Regions from separate parts of the Mus musculus genome. Here region 1 is linked to region 2. A link is a contact called in ENCODE Hi-C or POLR2A ChIA-PET data. All regions are on one chromosome and are shown on one strand. Each heading gives the region's core, a stretch centred on a gene start or an enhancer-like site at or near the end of the contact. The rest is flanking DNA. Distances are from core to core; before and after follow the strand shown. Region 1 overlaps Ankrd24 (ankyrin repeat domain 24). Region 2 holds the start of Tle5 (TLE family member 5, transcriptional modulator).

Evidence for each region. Hi-C counts contacts between places; a loop is a spot of excess contacts on that map. ChIA-PET counts read pairs that join two places held with the same protein, here RNA polymerase II (POLR2A).
Region 1: a map of T-helper 1 cell shows a loop between it and region 2 (2.5-fold over the local background). The contact joins the enhancer-like site here to the promoter of Tle5 in region 2. A Hi-C loop is called at or near these places in 2 of 37 maps with a recorded cell type or tissue (T-helper 1 cell and regulatory T cell). POLR2A ChIA-PET finds 5 or more read pairs at or near these places in 3 of 5 experiments (Patski and embryonic stem cell).

Annotation. Positions count from the first base shown.
Region 1 is chr10:81,642,388-81,645,902 of GRCm38, forward strand. It overlaps Ankrd24 (ankyrin repeat domain 24), which reads left to right. Exons shown (of 20, transcript NM_001374016.1): 16 at 1-32; 17 at 130-1,506. Among named protein-coding and RNA genes, the nearest start is that of Gm10778, 4.9 kb to the right of the region's middle. Within about 2 kb of position 1,354, at least 3 of the 3 ENCODE cell types and tissues checked have a DNase peak (open chromatin) inside an H3K27ac peak, as active enhancers do.
Region 2 is chr10:81,557,794-81,561,438 of GRCm38, forward strand. It overlaps Tle5 (TLE family member 5, transcriptional modulator), which reads left to right and starts at 1,651. Exons shown (of 7, transcript NM_010347.4): 1 at 1,651-1,875; 2 at 3,426-3,523. The coding sequence starts at 1,849.

The DNA.
Region 1 (3,515 bases), core at 104-2,603, 84 kb after region 2:
GGCAGAACCAGGAGCTGCTGGAAAAGGTCCAGGTGGGGAAACTGAGGCAGTGGACATCTCTGCAGACCTCGGGGTGGGCAGGGAACATGGTGAGCCCACCTCTTAGCCTGCCTGCCTCCCCACCCCCAGATCCTTGAGGAGTTTGAAAAGGATGAGGCGCAGATGGCAGAAGAAAGTCAGGCCGAGGTCGTCCCCCTGGTCTTGTATGAATCCTTACGGGCAGAGCTTGAGCAGCTTCGGAGGCAATACACAGAGGCCATGCATTCGCAGCAGCAGCAGCAGGAGGGGGAGCCACCCAGGGCTCAAGAAGGAGAAGAGACAGCATACCAGGAAATCAAGGATAAGGGAATCACTATCCAGAATGGACCCAGCGTCCCAGACCTCAACGGCACCACATATGCAGAAACCAAAGCAAATGGAATGGAACTCCAAGCAGGAGGCTCCAAGGGTGTCTGGAATACTGAAGCAGGGGTTTCAGAAGCAGCACCCATAGAACCCGAGGCTGCAGGTTCAGAGGCCACGGGGAAAGACAGACTGGCAGCCAAGGAAATGGACACTAGTGCTACTATGGCTGAGGCCCTAAATGTGAAAGCTCTAGGTGACAATGCCGAAAGTGAGCCAGTGGCTGCCGAAGATACAGGAGGAAAAGAGAATCCAGGAATGAAAGCTGATGAGGTGGATGTGTTGGCACAGGCAGGGCTCACAGGTACAGTGATTAGAAACATGGAGGCCATCGGAGTGCGGGATACAGGAATTCAGGCCACAGGATTAGAGGCTAAGGCAGTGAAGACCACTGGAGTGCAGGCCACAGTGGCGGAGGTCATAGGAGTGAAGGTCACAGGAGTGCAGACCACAGCGATAGAAGCTATAGGAGTCAAGGACACCACCCAGGTGGCCACAGGAGCGCAGGCCGATTGCTGGCAGGCCACGGAGGCAGACTGCACCGGAGCGCAGGACACAGCTATGGAGCCCACGGGGGCACAGGCCACTGTGACAGAGACTACGGAAGCCGAGACCAGCGGCACGGAGGACCCTTGCGCTGCGATCCTGCACCCGGGGGCGGCGGCGGCGGCGCTGCAGGCCGAGCTGGAGACCCGGATCCGCGGTCTGGAGGAGGCGCTACGCAGAAGGGAGCGGGAGGCTGCGGCCGAGTTAGAGGCTGCTCGGGGCCGTTTTGCAGAGGCTGAGGAGGCGGCGCGGGGGCGGAGCCGCGAGCTAGAGGCGCTTCGGGAATTGCTGGCCACGGCCACGGCTACCGGCGAGCGCGCACGCACAGAGGCCGCCGAGTTGCGCCAAGCGCTAGCTGCCTCCGAGGCTCGGGTCGCCGAACTCAGCTCTACCGTGGACGCCGCTCGCGAGGAGCTGGAGCGCATGCGCGGGGCCTCGGTTCCTGCGGACGAGCACGAGCACGCGCTGAGCGCCCTGCGCGACCACGTGACCCGGCTGCAGGCGCAGCTGGCGGACCTGGCGCGCAGGCACGAGAAGACTAGCGCAGAGGTCTTCCAGGTGAGCGCCTGCGCCAGGCTGTCCTTTCAGAGGATTTCCGCGTGGGCCTGGGCGTCTGCGTGAATGTCTATCACATATACGCAGTACTCCGGAGGCCAGAAGAGGGCGTCCGATTTACTGGATGTTGGAGTTACAGACATGAGCCACCGCGTGGGTGTTGGGAACTGAACCCTGGTCTTCTGCAAGAGCAGTGATCTAACCCCCTTTGCTATTTCTCCAGCCCATAGTATTTCTATTTAGTTTTAATTTATTATTTTCTATGTGGTGCACACACATGGCATGGTGGGAAAGTCAGATGGCAGCCTGTGGGACACAGTCCTCTCTTTCTCATGTGGATCCTGAGCACCAACCAAGGCTATTAGGCTTAGCTGCAAGCACCTTTACCCTGAGCCATTCCCGAGCCCCCTGGTCTGTGTGTGTGTGTGTGTGTGTGTGTGTGTGTGTGTGTGTGTGTGTTTTGTTTTGTTTTTATAGCAGAGACTTGTGTGGTTGAGGCTGATTTTGAAAGCCTGATCCTTTAGCGTCTACCTCCCAATTAGAGGGATGATAGGTGTAGCATCAGTAGGACCTGTTTACACAGAGGTGCATGTTGGGCCAGCTCTCTACCCACTGAGTCCCATCTGAGTTGAAAATTTTGTTTTTGCCAACTATATTGTGTGCCCATAGCTTCACAGTGAGGCCCTGTCTCAACAAAACAAAACAAAAAAAGCGAACAAACTTCCTTAGAAGGGATTGTGTGTGTGTGTGAGACAGTTTTCGTTCTTGCTTTGGCCTTGAAGTCACAGTGTAGCTTTGGAACTCCTGATCCTCCTGCCTCAGCTTCCCGAGTATCTGGGTCACAGGCTTGCACCACAAATGAGGCCACCAGGGCACAAAGAGGCCTAACCAGCTGTCCAGGGACAAACAGCCAGTAGCCAGTGGCTCTTGGCAGGACCGGGATGTTACCAGGGTCGGGTGGGAATCAGAACCTTCCTTGAGGTGGAATGGTATCAGTTCAGCATGGAAGGGTGGGAAGAGCCGAAGGATCCAAGCCACTTTGGGGTCTAAATGTCCCGAGAGTCACGCATGGGCTTGGGCCACAGGTGCAGCGTGAGGCATTGTTTATGAAGAGCGAGAGGCACGCAGCCGAGGCCCAGCTGGCCACGGCCGAGCAGCAGCTCCGGGGGCTTCGTACAGAGGCCGAGAGGGCGCGCCAGGCCCAGAGCCGTGCCCAGGAGGCCCTGGACAAAGCCAAGGAGAAGGACAAGAAGGTGGGTTCCCTCCTTGCTCACTGTTGGTGTCCACTAACCCGAGATTACACAAAACTGAAGAACCTCCCAGCCAGCAAGGGCTTGAGAATTTAGCCCATTTCTCACATGTGAAACTGAGTCCCAGAGAAGGAAGAAAGTCTCAGCAGATTCACTTTTGGTGTTGATATGCAATGGTAACCATGGTAACAGATATCCAGCCTGTAACGTGTTCTCTAATTATCCCCATTTGAAGTAATATGCACAGAGAGGTGATACCACTCCGACAAGGTTACATGGCCACGAAATGGGTCATAAGCTGGGATTTGAACCCATTTACATATTTAAAAATGTTTAAAATGACACATATTTATTTATGTTGGACTTGGAGCATGCATGTGTGGTCAGAGGACAACTTGCCTGAATCCATATTGTGCAAGCATGTGGGTCCCAGGGATTAAACTCAGGTAGAGAGACAGGCTTGGCAGCACGTGTCTTTACCCCTGAGCTGTATCATTGGCCCCCAATTGTATCTTTTTGTGTATGCCCCTTGTGTGCATGTGCATGCGTGGAAGTCACAGGTCAATGTTGGGCATCCCATAAAATGAGATAAAAATCCTAAGTTGGCTTTATGGGTTGCTGGGTCTGGCCAGGCAGCCCCAGGCCCTGTTTTTTTTTCCAAGGTGTGCCAACACAGGCCTTAAGATAAGGGGATGCAGGGTGTTTTCTATGAAGAACCAAACCAAAACAAAAAACTGTATTTATTGACCTGGAGGCTCCATA
Region 2 (3,645 bases), core at 401-2,900:
AGTTCCAGACCAGCCTGAGCTACATGAGACCCTGTTTCTATAAAATAAAATAAGACAATGTCACAGGTCAACAGTGGGACCCTTATCCAAAAGTCCTGTGAGCAGGATATGGGTCGGTATCAGGAGCAGCCGCGTGGACTCCTGCCTCCGGGATACCAGAATCAGAGGCCTGGTCCTGTCTCTTGAGGCCTGCAGTCTCTAAGGCTTCCTCTTACCTTCCTCTGCCCTCTGTGGCTAGGGGAGGTCCCAATCTCTCCCCACCGGGGTTTGCCATAGCCATGGCCTGGCTGAGCTTGGCTGGCCACTGTAACCTCTCCTCTCTAACCTCGTGGCCATTTGAGTATGACACTCAGTGATATTCGTCTCTGTCTGTCTCAGGTAAGGAAATGTTTGAGACAGGGTCTTGTTATACAGCTCAAGCTAGCCTGAAATTGTAGGAATCCTCCTGCCTCAGCTTGCTCTGAAGTGTTGGGGTAAATAGTATTGGCCCAAAGAACTATTTTATTTATTTTATTATTATTATTATTATTATTATTTTTTTTAGTTTTTCGAGACAGGGTTTCTCTGTATAGCCCTGGCTGTCCTGGAACTCACTTTGTAGACCAGGCTGGCCTCGAACTCAGAGATCCACCTGCCTCTGCCTCCCGAGTGCTGGGATTAAAGGCGTGTGCCACCACGCCCGGCTCCTATTTATTTTTTATTATTTTTTAAGACAGGGCTCATGGAGCCCTGGCTGCCCTGGAACTCACAAGGTGGGCTTGAATTTACAGAGATCTGCCTGCCTCTGCCTCCCAAGGGCTTAGATTAAAGGCTTGTGTTACCACACCAGCATATTTGTTTTAATCATTTGTTTTTGTTTTGTTTTGTTTTGTTTTTGGACAGGTCTCACCTCAGTAAGCTGGGTCACAGGTTGATGCTGAATTTTCGATAATCCTCCTGCCTCAGCTTCCCAAGTGTTGGGATCACACTAGGACCTGGGGAACTCTTACCTTTTATTTATGAGACAGGTCTCTCTTTGTAGCCCTGGTTGTCCCAGAAGTCTCTATGTAGACCAGGCTGGTCTCAAATCAGAGATCCACCTGCCTCTGCCCTGAGTGCTTGGATTAAAGGTGTCGGCCACCACCACCTCCTGTGGCCCGATTTAACTTTTTCATGTTTTGAGATAAGGGCTCCTATAGCCCAGGCTGTATTCACTGTGTAGATCAGGCTGGCTTCCACCTACCTCAACCTACCCAGCACTGGTAATAGGTCTTGTACCCCAGAACAAACCATGTCTTACTTTTTGTTGTTTTAAGACAGGCTCTCTGGTAACCCAGGCTGGCCGAGAACTCTTGATCCTCTTGCCTCTGCACCCCAGTCATTAGATTACAGGACTGGGCCCCCATCCTACCTCTGTGGGACAGGTGTCACTCTACTGCCCAGTGTGGCCCCCAGCCGTGCCAACCCTCCCGACTCCAAAGAGGACATAGCACACTGTAGGCACTCCATAAATCCACCGTGAAGCCTGGGTGTCCAGGCTGCGAGTCTGTGGCCTTGGGACTGGGGGCGGGGGGCACTGAGGCAGGCCTCCAGCTGGGGTTCCGGGCCGTGGCGGGGGCGGGGCGCGCGGGGCCAAGGTCACGGGTGGGGCGTCCGGGCCTGCGCAGTGCCGGGCGCGGCAGGTGGAGCGGGAGCCCGGGCGGCACCGCGTCGCCATTACACAATAGCGCGGGCGGCGCGGGCGGGCGGCGGGCGGCGCAGGAGGCGGGACGCGGGGCCCCGGAGCTGTCGATCGGGGACAAAGCGCGGCCGCCCGGCGCCCCCCGAGCCGCCCGAGCCGGGGCGCAGCCCGCGCCCCCCGCGACTGACATGATGTTTCCGCAAAGCCGGCACTCGGTAAGGGGAACCCCGCGCACTGCACCCCAGAGCTCTCCCTGCACCCCCAGCTCAGCTCACTGCACCTCCGGCGCTCACCCTGCACCCCAGCTCATCTCACTGCACCCCTTCTAGGTCGGATCCCGTCTCTCTCCCCGCCCAGGGCCTGTCCCAGGGGCTCCCTACGCTTCCCCAGCTCCCACAGGCCTGTTCTGTCCCCCCAGCCCTGGGCTCTTCCCCAAGGTCCTTGCACCCCACAACCCAGACCCTACGCACCCCACCAGTCCAGCACTGCATCCTTCAGCCCGGATCCCTGAACTTTGATCCCTGCCCTGAGTCCCCTCACCGCCTCCCCCACACCTCGCCCAACCCGACTCCAAGGTCTTCTTCCACCCCCACCCCCCACCCCCGGGCTCCGGATCAGCCCGCACCCCACTGCAGCCGCATTCGGCCTGTCTTCCTGACCTGGGGCTCAGGCCCAGAGCTGCAGCACCCCAGTCACAAGCCCATCATCCCCTCACCCCAGACGCGCATGTCCTCCAGCCCTAGATCTTGCATCCCCACCTCGGTGCACCCCCCCCCCCCCAGGCCCAGCTCTCTAAGAGCTTCAGACTGGCCTGCCACCAAGTCCAAGGCCCTGCACCCACCATCACCTCGGCCCTGCACTTCTTTCCACCTCAGATCTGCCCTGGCCCCAAGTCTGGTGCCCTCTACCCCCCAATACAGTTCCCGCACCCCCTGTCTCTCTCTCCAGCCCTGTCGGGCCTGGCGTCACCATCCGGGCCCAGCGCCACCCCCAGCCTGGCTCCGCGTCCCTCCTCCAGCTGCAGGCCCCGCACCCCAGCGGCCTTCCTCCTCCCAGCCCCCATCCTGCACCCTCAGCACTAGGGTTGGGGAGACCCTGTGCCCGTATAATGTCCAGTGCTCCCTTGTCCGGAGCCGGATACCCCGCAGTCTTCCCACCCCCCGCCCCCCCAGCACTAGGCTCCGTCCCTCTCATGTCCAAGCCCATCTGTCGTCTCCCACACCAGCTCCCAGTGGCCTTGCTCCCCACACCCTGCCCCTAGCCTTGCTCCCCAGATCCGAGATCTTACACCCTAACTCCTGACCCAGTGCCCTCAGATGCCGGCCCTGTACATATCCCACCCCCCTCGCTCCCCAGCCCCCCAGCTTCCAGCTCTCCCTAACTCCCAGGCCATGATTTCTCTGTGGCTTTGGCTGGGGCCTGGGCAGCTTTGGGGGGGTCCCTTCCTGAAGAGCACACCCGTGAGGAAACAGGTGTGATGGGGGTACTCCCAGGAAATGTAGGGTGGTAAGTTAGGTGCCTCTTCCATGCCGGCTTTGAAGGGAGGCCTGTGCCACCCTGATTGACTTAGAGGGGCTTTCTGGGGAATTCCTCTGGGAGCATCTGGAGGACAGAGGTGCACCCCGCCCCATGGGTGCCCGCCCCTCCCAAATGACCAGTGTGTAAAAGTGTCCCCACTGCCTAGGGGCCTCACAGCCCCTTCCTGGCAGCCCAGGAAGTGGGGCATGGGCGGGGCAGGACGCCGCTCACCCTCCTGCCCCCGCAGGGCTCCTCCCACCTCCCTCAGCAGCTCAAGTTCACCACCTCCGACTCCTGTGACCGCATCAAAGATGAGTTCCAGCTGCTGCAAGCGCAGTATCACAGGTGAGCCCGGACCAGGGCACCTCCATGTGTCTGTAGAGTTGTCTGTGGCTTGAAGGAAGGCCGGGTGGGGGGTGCCTCTGTCATCTCAGGGCTCAGGAGGTGGGGCCAAGAGGGTCAGCAGT